Linked DNA regions of Homo sapiens: regions 1 and 3 are each linked to region 2. A link is a loop called in an ENCODE intact Hi-C map of the cell type or tissue named here. Cell type or tissue: GM12878. All regions are shown on one strand. Region 1 overlaps EPHB1 (EPH receptor B1). Region 2 holds the start of LOC105374121 (a long non-coding RNA gene). Region 3 overlaps EPHB1 (EPH receptor B1).

Region 1 (2,500 bases), 52 kb before region 2:
CCTAACCCTAAAAGCTCAGCAGGTTTGGATGGATCCTAAAAATCAGCATTTTAAGTGGGCTTTCCTGGAGATCCTGATGTATGTGCTTCCTGGAAACACTGCCAAGGGGAATGTTTCTAAACCAGGTTACAGTCAGAAGTCCTAATAGGTCTTGCCCAACTCTGCATTTGCTGAATCAGAATGGCCTGGGGATCTGCATTTTACTAAAGGGCCCCAGTGATTCACATGCAGACAGCCTGGCACCAGTATATTTGGAAACTGCTGATGAGATCTAATTCACTTAATCCTTACAAAACCTATCAGGTAGGTATTATTATAATCAACTCCTCTCCCACTTTTTAGATGAGAAGACTGAGATATATAATAGTTAAGTAATTTGATAAGGTCACACAGCTAGTAAGTGGCCAAGCCTGGATTTGAACCCAGGCAGTCAGGCTCTGTAGTCTATATTTTTAGCCACTTTGCTCCACCACTTTTGAAGGCTTTGCATGAAGGAAGACTCATATCAGCTGGAATCTAGGGGAGGGAAGGGTTCTAGTGCTGACTCTGCCATTGGGCATTGGAGACTTCATTGACTCACTGGGAGCTTAGGTTTACATGGTCATGCAAGAAGAGATGAGCAAAATGTTCAGACAACCTCAACACTTCAGATCAAGCTCCAGTTTCCATGTAGCTCTCTCTCTGCACCTTCCTCCTAACTCCACTATTCCCACCCCTATTGCAGCCCTATACACTCATAGACACAGGGCTGGAGACCTGTCCTGCAGCCTTTCTAGTAAGGACTGGTATATTCGTTCCTCTCTCTGCCCTGACCAGCCCTTCCAAAGAAGAAATGATCAGCAGAGAAGTGTCCCCAAAGGAGATGAACCTGGGACCCCTATGTGTTCTGGGGGCAGCGGAGGGGGCACACCGAACCCTTACCTGTCCTCCATTGACTGTCGAGAGCGTGTTCCTGCACCTGGATTCCAGGAGTCTGCATTCCTTGGAAGAGCTCTTTTTATGTTTCCCTCTTATGCACTAGCCACTTAAGCAACTTGAATATTTCTGTCAGATTTCCATGTCTCCAAAGATGGTGGAGAAACAGAGCATTCGATGTCTGCCCTTCTGAGGAAATTACTGTAATAATAAAGTAACACCTTGGGAAAGATTTCATATTTAAAAGCAAAATTTTGCATGAGAAATTCTTCAGCTTCTTCTGCAGATTCCATTTCAAGTGGCAGCTGTAGGTGGGGCCCTTGGGTCAGAGTGCTTAACTATGCTTGGGTGGGGGGCATTGAGTGGTGAGGTCAGGACCATCTGCTCCATCAAAGGTCCCTGATATCTGATGTATTAGAGCCACTTTGCTGGCTTTTGTTGATCATTCCCCTGGGGGTTAGAAAGTTGGGAACACACTTTCCAGGGAGGCCTGGAGGGCAGTGGGTTGGTTCTTCTTTGTTGATGGAAAACCACTTTCTATCTGACTTAAAGTACAGGAAGCAAACAAGTGCACAGTTAGCTCTGTCCTTCCTTGTGCCTCAGTTTTCTCATTGTTAAATAGACTGGAGGAAGGATCATTATGGTAGAGAGAGTAGCAGGGACTTGGAGTGGGTGCACACCCCAGGGTAGAAGCAGTGGTAGAAGCAGGGGCTGACAGGCCGGGCGCGGTGGCTCATGCCTGTAATCCCAGCACTTTGGGAGGCTGAGGCGGGCGGATCACGAGGTCAGGAGATTGAGAACATCCTGGCTAACACAGTGAAACCCCATCTCTGCTAAAAAAAACAAAAAAACAAAAAAATACTGTGCCACTGCACTCCAGCCTGAGTGACAGAGCGAGACTCTGTCTCACGAAAAAAAAAAAAAAAGAAGCAGGGGCTGACAATTGTAGATAAAGTCCAATCTGAGGCATGGTGACCCTTTGGCAAATCATGGGTGGGGCATGGATCCTCATAGCCTGTCAGGGGTTCTGTAGGAAGCAGCTCAGGATCTGATTTTCAGACATCAGGGATCGGAAAGAATGAGCTTAGCCAATATCAAGAAGGCTAAGTGCCCTCCATGAGAAAGCCTAGTGCCCTCCATGAGGAAGACTGTATTCTAGGGACCTCCCACTGGCCAGCAGCAGGCCCAGGCTTGTGCAGGTGGTACAGACAGGATTGAGGTCATGGTCCCCACTGGTACCATGTAGCATTATCTGCCAGATGCCTCTCACTGTAACTGGCTTGTATGTTTACTTCTAACTTTGTGAATGAGAAGATTTCATTTTGACAGCCTAGCAAATGAGTTCATTATGCTCCCAGCCTTCTAGGGCAGGAAAAGCATCTTATTCATCTGCTCACTCACTCTCCAGCAAGCATGGAGTGTTAGCTCTGTGGGAGGATGCCCAAAGCTGAAGATCTGGGGGCCCTTCACTACACTATAATGACCCTGCTGGTGATTGAGGTTTCAAGATGATCTGCTTGCGAAAAGAGGGAAAAGGTGATAAAGAAGGTCCTGTTTCCCCCTCCATCACCAGTACAGTTGTTTC
Region 2 (2,500 bases):
CTCAATGTCCCCTCCTTTTGGTTGCCCCACCCCTCTGGCAGTCTGCCTTGACCCTAAATCTATAGCCACAGCATGCCCTGCCACTCCCACCCTGGCAAGCAGCTTTTCACAGATGGCTCTGTCAAATCTGGACGGGTTCCGAAGATGTTATTGGATTTCTGTAGCCCTCTTGTGCCAAGAACATATGGGGCTGCAGGAGAGAAGGGGCAGAGGGTCAGGCACTTATTCCTTCCTCTGCCCCATATCGCCTTTGAGCACCTCCTTCATGGTATTTTAGTAATTCCTTGGTGGTGAAGTGATGGGATTTTGAAGAGGATTTTTGTAGGTGCATCCAACTGCAACAGAATACATCAGCCTCATCGGAAGGAGAATGGAAGGCCTGAGAACGCACAAAAGGAGCATTTGGAGAGGGTAAAGTCACATTCCTCTGACACTTTGGGTGCAGGTGTCCGTATCTGTGCAGTAAATGTGGGGTGTGTGTGTGTGTGTGTGTGTCTGTGCATGTGTGTGTGAAAGAGAGAAAGATACATACATACTTATGCAACCTAATTATCGACTGGTATTGTGCAAAGAATGACTAGGCCTGTCTTCAGCACCAGGCCACTGTCATGGGATAAGGGACAGGGGACAAGAAAAAGCAGCAAAACAGTGAGGTATAAGTGGAGGAGTGCTGGACCAGGTTGGGGTATCTGAGCCCTAGGGCTGACTGTGCTGCCCACTGCTGTGAGAATGTGGGTGAGTTGCTTTCCTCTCTGAGCCTCACAGTCTCCTTCCATACTGTCAGAGGGCAGGTGGGGTCACTGCCAGCTCTGACTTTCTATGACTGTCACATCTGAAGAAGAGGAAGCAAGTGGAGCCCGAGTCGGGAGGGAGAGAAAGAAAGAGAACAGAAATAGACAAAGCTCAGAAGTGGAAGAGAAAGAAGTAGAATAGAAAATGAAAGCAGAAGTGAGAGAAGTGGAAAGAAAAGGGGAGACAAAGGGGAAGGCGAAAGCTTACCTGGGGGACTGTTGTCAGCAAAGGCAGAAGAGGGAAGCACTTGTGAGCTGGTGAGTGCTGCTGCCCCGGTGTGGCTCACAGGGCCTAGCCCTCCCTGGGTCACCCAGAGAAAGCCAGAGGAGGCTGTGGGTGCCCCTGGAGACTCCTCAGGGCATGTAGGGGGTGGTGTGAGCAGCCTCTCACAGTGGAGCTGGAAATGGAGAGAAGTGGCAGACATGTTTTGGGGATAAAACACACAGATTTTAGTGATAGGTTGGCTGCAGGAAGAAGGAGAGAGAGAGTTACCAAAGATGGCATCCAGGTTTCTGACTTTTACAATTAGTGGATGGTGGTGTCACTTGTTGAAATGGGAAAGATTTGAAGATTACCACTTTGGGTTGACTTTGAAATGGCTGAGACTTGCAAGTGACTATTGAGAAGGAGATTGGATATATGGATCTGGAGCTCGGAGGAGAGGTCTGTGTCTGAGTTCAAGATGGAAGGTGGTAGCCACAGTTACACAGATGGTGAACCTGCCTGCAGAAGCACCGTAGCACAGCAATATTCTTGAGCCCTTCCTGTATGGATGGAGAAAAGAGAAGGCTTTGGGGAGGAAGAGAAGGCTTTGGTCTTCCCTGCCCAGGGCCAAAGCAGGGATGGAAAACAGAGACAGGGGTTCCATATAGGAGCAACTTCACATCTCCTGCAGTGCATTGTCCTCATCCAGGACAGAGAGCCCATCCATCATGGAGTCCTTCCTGGGAGCCCATACTCAAGCCTCCAAATCATCCTTCGCTGCAACCACCCAATACCAAAAGTGAACATTTTTGGTGTGTGAGCAGGCACACATGTTCTTCTCCTGCCCTGGAGATTCACCCAAGGCTCCAATGCCAAAATATGGTGTTGTCCTTGCTGCAAGCCCTGAGGTGATATTGGGCTGAGCTAGGTTGAAGCTCCAGGCATATGACGGGTCTGGTATTACTGGGAGTAATTGTGCGATAGGAGAGCACAGGGCCTGGCTCACAGTAGGTGCTGCATGAATATGTGTGGACTGAACAAATGTCTGCCGGAGTCAGTTTGACTGCAGCCTCTTGTGAGTGGAGGAATAGGATTCTGCTTGATGATTTAGGGGCTGAGCCAAGCCTGAAAGGAGCCGTTTGGGAGGAGGAGATGATCTGTGTCCTGGTCTTAATCCTCTAAACTCTCCCTCTGGATTAAGTCAGACCCACCATGAACCTGGCTGCAAGGTTTCCACTCTTCAAGGATTTGCTTTTATTGCACCGCATTTTGGTGAGATGCCATCAGCCCGCACTGAGGAGCTTTAGAACAGCCTGTGAAACTCGGTGGTGTTTACTGTGAGGGTGTCACTGACAGCATTCATTGCATCACAGAGTGTCCTCTCCATGGGGCCCCATGGGAAGCGTTTGCCTCATGCTTCCATAGCAGGGACAGCCAGGCTTCTCTGAGTAATCGCTTTGTATGTCCTGTGGACCCCGTGACCCGTGTAACTGATCAGGTTTTC
Region 3 (2,500 bases), 51 kb after region 2:
CAAGGCCTAGGATGTGCTGACGTGCACAGTGAGCACCGGCACTTTTAGCAGCATCATTTGTCATTAAAATGAATTTGCTTGGGATCGCTGCTGCCCTTTCTGAGAATCTCCTTCTCAGAAGGTCCTTGGGGCTGGAAGTTTGGGGTCCTTTCACTGTCCACTCATGTATACTTCCCTTCCACCCAGCCTGGACTGTGTACGCCTGGACCAGGTTTTATTCTAGGGATGGGAATGATGGGGCCTTGGTAAATGGAGGGACCAAAGGTAAGAATTCTATCAAAGGTAAGAATTAGGTAATAGATTAACCAGACAGAGTTGGAAGGAAAGATTTGTGAAGTTATTAAAAATTGCTTGGTGTTCTAAAGCTGGTTATTATTCCATTGTTGCTAATTCTGGGTCCCAGTGAATCCACAGGAGAGAAGTTTCACTGTGACCCCACCGCAGCCAGATGTGCCCACGAAGGAAAAAGCCTGAAGGCATTTCAGGCCCTAATTGGTTGTTTCTGTAATGTTTTTCATTGATTGTGCAGCGGCAGTGCAAGCAGCTGCCCAGGGAGCAGAGCAGGCAAGCACCGGGGGCCTTTTCAGGAGGGTGTGTCTACCTGTCATGAGGCTGTCTGCTGCTGGCCTAGGAGATCTCCAAGCCCTTTTGGATCCCCCAGCCCTGGAAAGGAGGCTGGCTCCAGGTGGGAGAAGAGGTAGCACTCTTGCCCAATTAGGAGCCTGTAGCTCCCAGGCTTTCCTCCTCTGAGTGAACATTTCTTTCTGAGGCTGGATTCTGCCCTCTGATTATCGCAACACATCGCCTGTTTGCTTTTTCTTGGTTTAACTCCCACACTAATTTTGTGCATGAATGAGTACAGTGAAACCAGTTTAATTTGCTGTTAATTCTCTGTTCAAAATATTCTCTTCTGTTTAAGGGACATAGTCGCTTTCATCTCTGAGGCAGCGTGTGAAAGCAGGCAGCTGCTAGGGTGGTGGAGGGGTGCCTGCGAGTGGGTGTCAGCCTGGGCCAGTGTGTCTGTGGTCTGTGGTCTGTGGTGGGGGGTGGCAGGTAAGCACCATGGGGGTGGACATTTCTCAGAAGCAACAACCCACAGTTTTTGGGGCTTTACACTTGCTGAGCCAGCGGATGGTTTGACTCTGCATGGGAAAAAGTTCATAGCTGGGAGAAATACCTCCTCACCAAGGGGCTATGGCTGAGAGATTTTGGCACACACACTGAGTAGCTAGTCTCTTGGAGATCACGAGTATGGGATGGGGAAGTGAATTCTACAGCTGATCACAGATAGTCAGGGAAGACATCTGACTGTCATTTAGGAAACACAAACTTTAAACATTCCTTCAAAGTGTCTAAATATAGTGTTTATACAATTTGTTCAAGCTTAGTTGGTGAAAGAGATCTGTTTTTGACAAAATGTTCTTGTTTGGGTCTGCTATGCCTAGCTCTTTTACTTCTCTGCTTTAACCAGGGGCCTTTTAGGGGAGCGGGCTTTGCACCAGGTGGCAGAGTGCCCAGTCACAGGACTGCACTTGGAGAGACAAATGATCTCTACAGGAGCTGAAACTGTAAAACAAAAGTAATGGGGCATGATTCCACAGCACTGGTCACCATGAGTCAGCCCCTGAGACCATGTGGGAGTGGTTGTGGCTGTGGGTGAGGGTCCTGCTTCACTCCCCAATAGCTGCATCAGTACCCACCTCCAGTGCAGTGTTTCTTTAGAATACTCTTGTAAGTTGCAGGTAGAGAAGATTGGATGGACACTGGGGATCAGCCTTCCTCCACTTTCCTCTTTGGAGCTATCCAAAGTGCTGGCTGAGGGGGCCCCAGGAGCCTCTCTCTGAAGCCGACATATTTTCTCTGTGAGTTTCCACATGCTGCTGGCCTACCAAACTGATTGTGGAGTGTGCGCACTGCAGCCACTCCCCGCCACACCTTCCACACATTTCTCTTGTCACTTTCCGCATGTCAGGCATTTCTCTTGTCATTCCCGGCATTACTGACTGCCCAGCATTGCCAACCAGGGGGCAGGGCAAGCATTCTGCTTTGGGAAGCACATGTGGTTTATCCATCAGCCCAGCACATCTGTAGGGACCACCCGCTGGGAAAAGGTGCAATGGAGTGGAAGCCTAAGGAAAAGAGGAAGAGCAAAGGCAGCAGGTGGTGAGGTGGTTTTACAAGGGCCAGTCAGTGTGGCCTGTGGAGTACACCACACTTCTGGCCTCCTCTTTTCCTGTGCTGAGGTCTGGCCAAATCTGGACTGACTCTTGGCTTATGTTTCCTCTTGGTGCTGACCAGGAGCCTTGCTGTGGACATTTCCTCCCAACTGCCCTCTAAGCTGTGAAAGCCAGACAGAGCCTTGCCGTTTCCCCATGATTCCCAGGCAGTCCTTGGACTGTTTCGATTGAGCATCTTGCTGTTGGCTTCCCTTCTGAAGCCCCCTTTGCCCATCTGCTAGCTTCACTCCTCTGCCACCTGATTTTGCAGTATTGAATTTTCT

What was found. Peaks named below come from ENCODE experiments on the same cell type or tissue, not always from the same donor. Only the 100,000 strongest peaks of a DNase experiment are listed, where the experiment ranks them.
Region 1: a loop joins it to region 2, with 3 times the contacts of the local background. A loop is called at or near these places in 3 of 110 quality-filtered maps.
Region 3: a loop joins it to region 2, with 2.3 times the contacts of the local background. A loop is called at or near these places in 2 of 110 quality-filtered maps.

Annotation. Positions count from the first base shown.
Region 1 is chr3:134,800,523-134,803,022 of GRCh38, forward strand. All of the region lies in intron 1 of EPHB1 (EPH receptor B1), which reads left to right. Among named protein-coding and RNA genes, the nearest start is that of EPHB1, 6.5 kb to the left of the region's middle. RefSeq lists enhancers at 2,284-2,383, 2,404-2,463. In GM12878, a CTCF peak has its summit at 1,229; no DNase peak of the experiment used is centred here; H3K27ac peaks cover 1,383 bases.
Region 2 is chr3:134,852,192-134,854,691 of GRCh38, forward strand. The region is part of intron 1 of EPHB1 (EPH receptor B1); the gene reads left to right. It overlaps LOC105374121 (a long non-coding RNA gene), which reads right to left and starts at 2,294. Exons shown (of 4, transcript XR_924525.4): 1 at 2,208-2,294; 2 at 1,285-1,556; 3 at 1,000-1,189; 4 at 221-379. RefSeq lists enhancers at 650-709, 820-1,029. In GM12878, CTCF peaks have their summits at 764 and 1,075; a DNase peak (open chromatin) is centred at 900; H3K27ac peaks cover 1,370 bases.
Region 3 is chr3:134,903,447-134,905,946 of GRCh38, forward strand. All of the region lies in intron 1 of EPHB1 (EPH receptor B1), which reads left to right. Among named protein-coding and RNA genes, the nearest start is that of EPHB1, 110 kb to the left of the region's middle. In GM12878, no CTCF peak of the experiment used is centred here; DNase peaks (open chromatin) are centred at 1,015 and 1,535; H3K4me3 peaks cover 1,335 bases; H3K27ac peaks cover 2,368 bases.